3 separate regions of the Homo sapiens genome follow, and regions 2 and 3 are each linked to region 1. A link is a contact called in ENCODE Hi-C or POLR2A ChIA-PET data. All regions are on one chromosome and are shown on one strand. The core of a region is the stretch at or near the end of the contact, and the rest is flanking DNA. Distances in the headings are between cores, read along the strand shown. Region 1 holds the start of DDX17 (DEAD-box helicase 17). Region 2 holds the start of C22orf23 (chromosome 22 open reading frame 23). Region 3 holds the start of ANKRD54 (ankyrin repeat domain 54).

Evidence for each region. A loop is a pair of places that touch in the nucleus more often than their neighbours do. ChIA-PET counts read pairs that join two places held with the same protein, here RNA polymerase II (POLR2A). Pooled maps may share reads with other maps.
Region 2: a pooled map shows a loop between it and region 1 (6-fold over the local background). The contact joins the promoter of C22orf23 here to the promoter of DDX17 in region 1. A Hi-C loop is called at or near these places in 8 of 50 pooled maps. POLR2A ChIA-PET finds 5 or more read pairs at or near these places in 4 of 52 experiments (activated CD4-positive, alpha-beta T cell, activated T-cell, endothelial cell of umbilical vein and 1 more).
Region 3: a pooled map shows a loop between it and region 1 (19-fold over the local background). The contact joins the promoter of ANKRD54 here to the promoter of DDX17 in region 1. A Hi-C loop is called at or near these places in 9 of 37 single-sample maps with no recorded cell type and 16 of 50 pooled maps.

Annotation. Positions count from the first base shown.
Region 1 is chr22:38,505,019-38,507,718 of GRCh38, forward strand. DDX17 (DEAD-box helicase 17) reads right to left here and starts at 1,293. Exons shown (of 13, transcript NM_006386.5): 1 at 933-1,293. The coding sequence starts at 1,219. RefSeq lists enhancers at 358-1,249, 1,129-1,318, 1,250-2,141, 1,719-2,128 and silencers at 569-738, 769-1,038.
Region 2 is chr22:37,952,188-37,954,887 of GRCh38, forward strand. It overlaps C22orf23 (chromosome 22 open reading frame 23), which reads right to left and starts at 1,414. Exons shown (of 7, transcript NM_032561.5): 1 at 1,261-1,414; 2 at 860-971. The coding sequence starts at 962. It overlaps POLR2F (RNA polymerase II, I and III subunit F), which reads left to right and starts at 1,512. Exons shown (of 5, transcript NM_021974.5): 1 at 1,512-1,620. The coding sequence starts at 1,601. RefSeq lists a silencer at 1,678-1,747.
Region 3 is chr22:37,842,965-37,845,664 of GRCh38, forward strand. It overlaps ANKRD54 (ankyrin repeat domain 54), which reads right to left and starts at 1,370. Exons shown (of 8, transcript NM_138797.4): 1 at 947-1,370. The coding sequence starts at 1,274. MIR658 (microRNA 658) reads right to left here and starts at 1,407; the gene lies at 1,308-1,407. RefSeq lists a silencer at 841-1,540.

The DNA of each region.
Region 1 (2,700 bases), core at 43-2,542:
CTGCCTTGGCCTCCCGAGTAGCTGGGATTACAGGCATGCGCCACCAAGCCAGGCTAATTTTGTTATTTTTAGTAGAAACGGGATTTCTCCATGTTGATCAGGCTGGTCTCGAACTCCTGACCTCCGGTGATCCGCCCGCCTCGGCCTCCCAAATCGCTGGGATTACAGGCCTGAGGCACCACGCCCGGTCCACAATACCAAGAACTTTCTAGCGAGGCAGAATAGTTGACGCTGCAGTCCAATTAGAGAAAAAAGGCTGAAATATTAAGATTAAAACTAAAGTAACGACCCAAAAACCCATCCTTCCCCCAAACACGGTCATTTAGATGGCAAGCAACTCCACTGCTTTACATCCCAATGCATTTCCTCCGACTTAAAATATAACTGAAGAGAATTAAAATCTATTTCTAAAAATGAGAAGTTGGTCTTTTCGTCTCCCGTGCCTTAAACAGTGAACTCTGGGGAGAGAACGTCAAGGGTGCCATTTCGTGTAAGGCTTTCCTGGGCTGAAGTGTTCTCTCAGGAAGATCCGCGTTTTTCAGATGAACGCCGAGGCCTGGAGACATCGAACAGCCCGCCCGAAGCGGCCCGGCTCGAGAGCCGGGAAACCAGGCGAGGCGCCAAAGCCCGGGCCTGGGCTGATGCGGCCAGGCCGCCCCTCCCGATCCCCCGCGGGGCTGGGATGGGGCCGGGCCGCGCCACGACGGCCGTCCGCACGGAGAGGCCCAGCGTCGCCAAGCGGCCGCCCTCCTCGGGTCCCGAGTGACCCCGGGGCCGAGGTCCGCGCACGAAACCGCTGTCTCGCCTCGAGTCGCCTCCCCTCGCCTCCCGGGTCGAGAGCAAGGCTCCCAGGCTCGCAGTCCGCCGGGCCTCCCCAAGAAGCAACTCCCCCACCCCCACGCCAGGCCTCTCCTCTCCTCCCCCACCCTTACCCTCCACGGTCACGATCCCGGTCCCGGTCCCCAAAGCCTCCTCCGCGCATGGTCCCAAAAGGATAGAGATCTGGGAGCGGGGCACGGATGGCCGGGCTCGGGAGGGCCTGCGGCTCCGGTCTGGTGACGACCGATGGCGGCGGCGCCTCCGCTGTTGGGGCGGCGGCAGGCGCAGCGCTCTCTCGCTCCGACGCGCTGTCTCCCGTCGCAGACGCCACCGTCGCCGCCTCTCTCGTCGGAGACGGGAGCAAAACACAGAGAATCGGGGCTACAAAGCCGGTGGGCAGGTTTGGCTACGCTCAAACCGGGCAGTGCCGCGGTTTAGGCGTCTCCTTCCTTCCCAGCGACTGCACAAAATGGCGGCCGCCGCTGAGTCGGCTCCAACTTAACGCTGCGTACGGCGGAGACGATACGTAAACAGCGCCTCGGAATAGCCCGAGGGCTCCGCGGGGAACTACGGGTATTCTTGGAAGCACTTTACGTCAGTTGCGACGATGGGTGTATTTTGCGGTCTGTACAAGAAAAACAAAGTACGGAGCGAGCGTAGAGTTCTCGCGCCACCCGAACTAGAACGTGGGATGAGGTGGGAGGAAGCGCCTCTGGTGCGACGTAACATTCTTTGCGTCGTTAGCCGGCCTGCTGTTGCTAAGATGCGCAGTATGCGTAACGCATTCTGTTTAGAGAATAGAGGATTTTGCCTGATTCCGATCTCGGTACAGACCCCGCGGCCGGCTTGAAGAAGTTGCTTTGCAGAGACAATAACCGTCCTCCATATTGTTATCAAGTTTCAGAGTCCTCTGGCGCCAGAGGCCGGGAGGGTCTTAAATTCCGTGGCTGGCCTTCCTATATGGCGCCGCCAGCCCTCTCGCCCCACCGCCCTGGGCCCGCTGAGAATGGCGGCGGGCCCCGGCGCCATTTCCTTTCCGTTGCCTTTCGCTGCTCTGTCTCCGGCAGCCATGATGGAAGAGCCGTGTCCCTTTCTTTCCGGAGTTTGTGAGGTGGCGATGTCCCTTCCAGGTTAAAGTGCCCTCAGCTACATTTGGTTCACACTGAGGTGCATTTTCTGAACCGTATATTTTTACCGTCCCTGGCCGAGCACAGCTGTTGCTAATACAGAAACAAAATGTGCTTGGAGGCCAGGCATGGTGGCTCACGCTTGTAATACTAACACTTTGGGAGGCCGAGGCGGGAGGATCACCTGAGTCCCGGAGTTCGAGACCAGCCTGGCCAAAATGGCAAAACCCCGTCTCTACGAAAAATACAAAAATTAGCAGGACATGGTGGCGGGTGCCTGTAGTCCCAGCTACTTGGGAGGCTGAGGCAGGAGAATCGCTTGAACCCGGGAGTCGGAGGTCGCAGTGAGCCGAGAACGTGCCACTGCACTCCATCCTGGACGACGGGGCAAGAATCCGTCTCAAAAAAAAAATTGCTTGGAGCCCCAGTGGACTCCGTGGGCCCTTTGCTGCCGTTGAACGGCGCTCCTCAGAAGGCCCGGAGAAGACCCCAGCACTCTCAGGAGAACAAGGTTTCAGAGCGATGGTCTTTAGACACAGAAAGGGCGAAGGCTAAGGACAAGTGTTTAACCAGGCTAGTCCACGTTCTCCGCTCAATTCCTTCCAGACTGGCTTCCCTCTCCTTACCTGCTTCCTGTCGTCTCAAACTGCATTTTGAAGCCCCGCAAGCTTGGCCAAATGGCGTCACACGACTGTTGAGCTGTTAGGGCCCTCGAGACGGGCCCATCTAACGTCTCAATTCAACAGATGGGTAG
Region 2 (2,700 bases), core at 164-2,663, 550 kb before region 1:
AAAACAAAAAAGTTGTTGAGTAAAAGAACACATGAATACTTGTTCATCATGTTTCAGGGGCTGGAGCTACAATTGTGGGCCGAAACAGGCACGGTTCCTGCCTGATGAAATTCATGATCTGGAGGGATAGATGGGACACCAAATAACTGACTACAGCTTGTGCTAAGCCCAGTGAAGGAAAATGTGTGAGGGCACATAACAGTTGATCCTACTGTGGTGGTGAGGAGCAGAAGTCTTCCTCGGGAAAGTTGAAAGTGTGATCTAAAGGATGCATAGGAGTTAACTACTCTAAAAATTTTAGTTCTTTGACTTTTGGCAAGGTGTAGCACCTTGAACCTTCCCCTCCCCCCCGCCCCGCCCCGCCCCCGAATAAGGCATATGCAGTAGAATTTTGAAGCTTTCTGAACCCCAGGCTCCTTATCTGTAAAGGAAAATAGTGCTAAGCCACAGGTCAGGTACGGGGGAACTGAGTTACAGAGGGTAACTACCACCATTCTTCTCTCATCCTTTAACTCAGGGGTCCCCAACCCTCCGTCCGTGGACTGGTACCAGTCCCTGGCCTGTTAGGAACCGGGCCGCACAGCAGGAGGTGAGCGGCAGGCTAGCGAGCCTCACCGCCTCCTTTCAGGTCAGTGACGGCCTTAGATTCTCATAGGAGCGCGAACCCTATTGTGAACTGCGCACGCGAGGGATCTAGGTTGCACGCTCCTTATGAGAATCTAACTAATACCTGATGATCTGAGGTGGAACAGTTTCATCCCGAAACCATTCCCCACACCTCCGTCAGTGGAAAAATTGTCTTCCACGAAACCGGTCCCTGGTGCCAAAAAGGCTGGGATCGCTGCTTTAACGGACTGACCTCTGAGCAGCTCGCAGGTCCCCGGGGTGTAAGTGATGGTCTTGGGGCGGCGCCGGAACCCAGTTCCTTTGGTCACTACCTCCATCTGCTTCTGTGAAGCCATGGGAGGACTCTGAGGAGGGAAAGACGCAATGACACACCCCCTGTCTCCTGTCCCTAATCTCTGTTCCCCGACGCCCAACACCCCCAGAAGTCTGGAAGCGGGGATCGAGCCAGAGAATGATGCCGCCAGTTAATATTGCGACAGTGCCCAAACCTCCCATCCAGACACACAGATACACACACACAGTCCTCATTCTGACCCAGCGCCTGTGGCAGGGAAGTCTCCTCGGGAGGGAGTGTTAACACAGCCATGGTCACAACAGTACCCACTGAGTGATATGCCAAAATTGAAATTTCACCCTAAGACCCTCTCTGGGTGCTCCCCTCTCCACATAGAAGTGGGCTCCCGGAGGCGGTGACCACTGCTTTACAGCCGCATCCGCACCGGTGCCACGCAGAAATACTGCGCGATCTGGGCTGCTGGAGCTGGCAGCTAGCGCCTCTCGCTACTATAGAAACGCGCACACACCAGTCAGCGCATGCGCACTTTCCCCGCTCTGTCCTGCCTCCCGGAAGTGATTTCCTCTGGGTTACGGCGCAGGCGCAAGATAAGCTAGGAGCCGCGCGAGTCGTAGTGTCGCTGTTTGCGGGTCTCCGCGCGGGACCGGGGCGCAGCGGGGTCGCTGAGGCGAGGGTGTCATGTCAGACAACGAGGACAAGTGAGTGCGGGAGCGGAGTGGCCTTTGCGGCAACCTTGGAAGGGGCGGATGAGGCAAGGCTTGGGTCGGCTGAGGAGCCTGGCGTCTAGGGGCAATGTCTGAGGGGACTGGGGTCCTGAGGGGGCCGGCGGAGCCGAGGAAGGGAAGGGCGGGCGACCCAGGAGCACAGCCCCGGCTGGAGGCACAGGAGGGCCCAGGCTCGAGGGTCCAGAGGGGATCCGTAGAAAAGGTGTCCTTCAGCAAATGTTCCAGCGAGCCGGGCTCTGTATCATGCAGTGGGAATATTGAGGTGAATGAACAATCGTCCCTGCCTCTCCACGTGCTCACTTTCTAGAAAAGGGGTCACAGGCCCATAAGTAAGCAAGCAAGCAGGTAACGGTGGTCGCGTGAGCTTCCCCAGTTCTAGACGTATGTAGTATAGGAGTACTCCAGAGGAGGGTCTGGGGCAGCTCCACCGGGTGGCATTAAATAAAAGTCTGGGACGGTCCTTTGCAGTAATTTTTTTTTTTTTTTGAAACAGAGTCTTGCTCTGTCGCCCAGGCTGGAGTGCAGTGGCGCGATCTCGGCTCACTGCAGCCTCCACCTCCGGGGTTCAAGGGATTCTCCTGCCTCAGCCTCCCGACTAGCTGGGATTATGGGCGTGCACCACCACGCCTTGCTAATTGCTTGTAGTTTTAGTAGAGACGGGTTTCACCATGTTGGCCAGACTGGCCTCGAACTCCTGAGCTTGTGATCCACCCGCCTCGGCCTCCCAAAGTGCTGGGATCACAGGCGTGAGCCACCGTGCCCGGCCTGCTTGTAGTAATCTAGATGAGAGAAGTCAGTAGCTTATAGTAGGGTGGTAGGAGTAGAGGTGGTGAGAACTGGTTTTGAATTCTGGATATATTACTATTTTAAAGATAGAGCCCAAAAATTACCTGTGGGATATGTGGGTGCAAAGAGAGCTAGTCTGAAGATAAAAATAAGAAACGTGTGGGATTGCTACCCCATTCCCAGTGAGTGTCAGTAGAGAAGAGGAGATGACCCGTGGCTGAGCATTAGGGCATTTGGACATTGAGTGCTTGGGGGAAAAGAGAAGCC
Region 3 (2,700 bases), core at 120-2,619, 660 kb before region 1:
GAGCCTCAGTTTCCTCTTCAGTAAAGTGGGAACAATTTCTATGTCTCAAAGAGTTCTTGTGAGGACAGATGATCATGTATCAGCAGTGTTTGGGGCACAGCAAAGGCAGCATAACAGCTAAACATCCATTACCTTACTTAACTCATCCCATTTTACAGATGAGAAAACTAGGGCTGAGGCCGGGCCAGTGGCTCATGCCTGTTATGCCAGTACTTTGGGAGGCCGAGGTGGGTGGATCACCTGAGATCAGAAGTTCGAGACCAGCCTGGCAAACATGGTGAAACCCCATCTTTACTAAAATTACAATAATTAGCCGGGCTTGGTAGTGGGCGCCTGTAACCCCAGCTACTCGGGAGGCTGAGGCAGGAGAATCGCTTGAACCCGGGGGGCGGAGGTTGCAGTGAACCAAGATGGCGCCACTGCACTCCAGCCTGGGCAACAGAGCGAGACTCCGTCTCCAAAAAGATAATAATAATAAATAAATAAAAATAAAAAAATTTAAAAAGAAAACTAAGGTTGAAAGGGTCTATCATTTGCCCTAAGGTCTAACTGTGGTAAAGGAGTCCAAGTCCGTGCATTTAAACAAGCTGGTACGACTTGGCTGCAGGCTCTGGCCTCCCCTCTCCATGATAATAAAAGTGTTCCCCAGTACCTCATTTTATTATTCACCAATAAGCGTTCCGAGTCATGGGAAGTTTCCATTCAGAAATTACCCAGTGAGAGAAGACTGGGGTGACTGGCTCAGAGCAGGAAGACTTTCTAAAAAAACCATCATCACCATCGTTACTGAAAGGAGACTCAAGGGTCAGTGTGGCCCTCAGCGCAGACGTCGGGGGACCCCGGCTGAGGGTCGGGGGCGACCAAAGCGCGGCCACTGGTCCTCTGAGGCCCCGCCCCTCGCCCGGGCTGCCCCGCCCCGGGCCCCCGCGCCGCTCGCGCCGCTCACCGTGCACCTCCTTGCCCGTGGGCCCGAGCCGCCGGTGGGGCCTGGCAGCGCGCCTCAGCCGGCCAGCGGGTATCTTGCAGCGCAGCTCGTCGCGCGGCTCCGCATCCTGCTGCCACAGGACGTGCAAGTAGCGCAGCGGCGACTGGGCCCCGCCGGACGCCCGGCCCGAGAGGCCCGCGCCGCCGCCGCCCAGCGCAGACCCGAAGTCAGCGAAGGAGAAGAGGCCCTCAGCGTCAGTCAGCGGCTCCGGCGCCACCGCGCACTCGCCCTCCGAGCTCGAGTGGCCTGAGCGCGGCTCGTCGTCCGCGTCCCCGGCGGCGGCTGCCATGGCAACGGCTCCGCGCGGGCCTGGCCGCCTGAGCCTCGTTCCCGACCGACCAACGGACCTACTTCCCTCCGCCCTGAGTCGTGCTGTCAGCGAGCTGGCGGGCGGGCAGGGCCCGCAACCACGGCAACCGAGCGGGGGCGGGCTCAGGCCGAGACAGAGCGGCGAACCAATGACTACCCTTCCAGCTTAAACCGGTCCCAAAACCAATCGGAAAGGGAGGGCACAGTACAAGCAGGATAATTGGACAGGGTTTCCGGCAACGTGACTGACAGACATTGTAACCAATTACAAACTTGAAGTGACCTTGGCTTTCGCTGTACGTCGCTACCGGAGCCAGTAAAACAGCATTTCAGACGCTTTTTTTTTGCGACGGAGTCTCGCTCTGCCGCCAGGCTCGCGATCTCGGCTCACTGCAACCTCCGCCTCCTTGAAGCAATTCTCCTGCCTCAGCCTCCCGAGTAGCTGGGACTACAGGCGCGCGCCACCACGCCCAGCTAATTTTTGTATTTTTAGTAGAGACGGGGTTTCACCATGTTGGCCAGGATGGTCTCGATCTCTTGATCTCGAGATGTGCCGGCCTCGGCCTCCCAAAGTGCTGGGATTACAGGCGTGAGCCACCGCGCCCGGCCTTTTTTTTTCTTTTTCCTCTCCATTTCCCAGTCTAATGAGAAAACAAGCAGATACCTTAGCAAATCAGATTAAGATGATTTGCAGGCACTCACAAAGGAAAATGAAGAAGCCACGCCATCCATGTAGATATAGATGTTGTAAATCAATGAACGCAAAAAAAAAAAAAAAAAAGAACTTCCCACAAATGCATAATGTACGTGGGAAAGGGAAAATGTGTTGAAATTTGGAGATACCACTACAAACTGTGAGTAATAGTGTCTAAATGCAATGGATTTCCTTTAGTCAGAGTTCTCTAGGTAACCCCGACGTAGATGACTGATCTACAAAGATTTGTAATACAAAGTGATTACATTAGAGCAATAGTTTAGTTCGACAGCCAGTCACTGAGCCAGGTAACTGCTAGGTCCTGGACACAGGATCAGACTTGGTGCCCCTGAGATGCTCACAATCCAATGGGAGAAGACCAGGAAACAAATAAGTGTTCCTCAAGCAACATTTCATGGGTGCACGTTTTCATAAAACTTCTCACAATCCCGTACCCCACAAGCACTTCTATAAAGTAGACAAGAAGGACCATCCCTATTTTATAGGTGAGGAGTTGAAAAGCAGAGGGAAGAGACTCATTCACAGTTGCCCAGCTCTCACCGGACCAGGTCTTGTGTCCTGGCAAAAGTTCTTTCCATATATAAACCCTCCCACTCAACCCAGTTAAAATGTAATCTTTCCGCACGGTGGGTCACGCCTGTAATCCCAGCACTTTGGGAGGCCAAAATGGGCAGATGACAAGGTCGGGAGT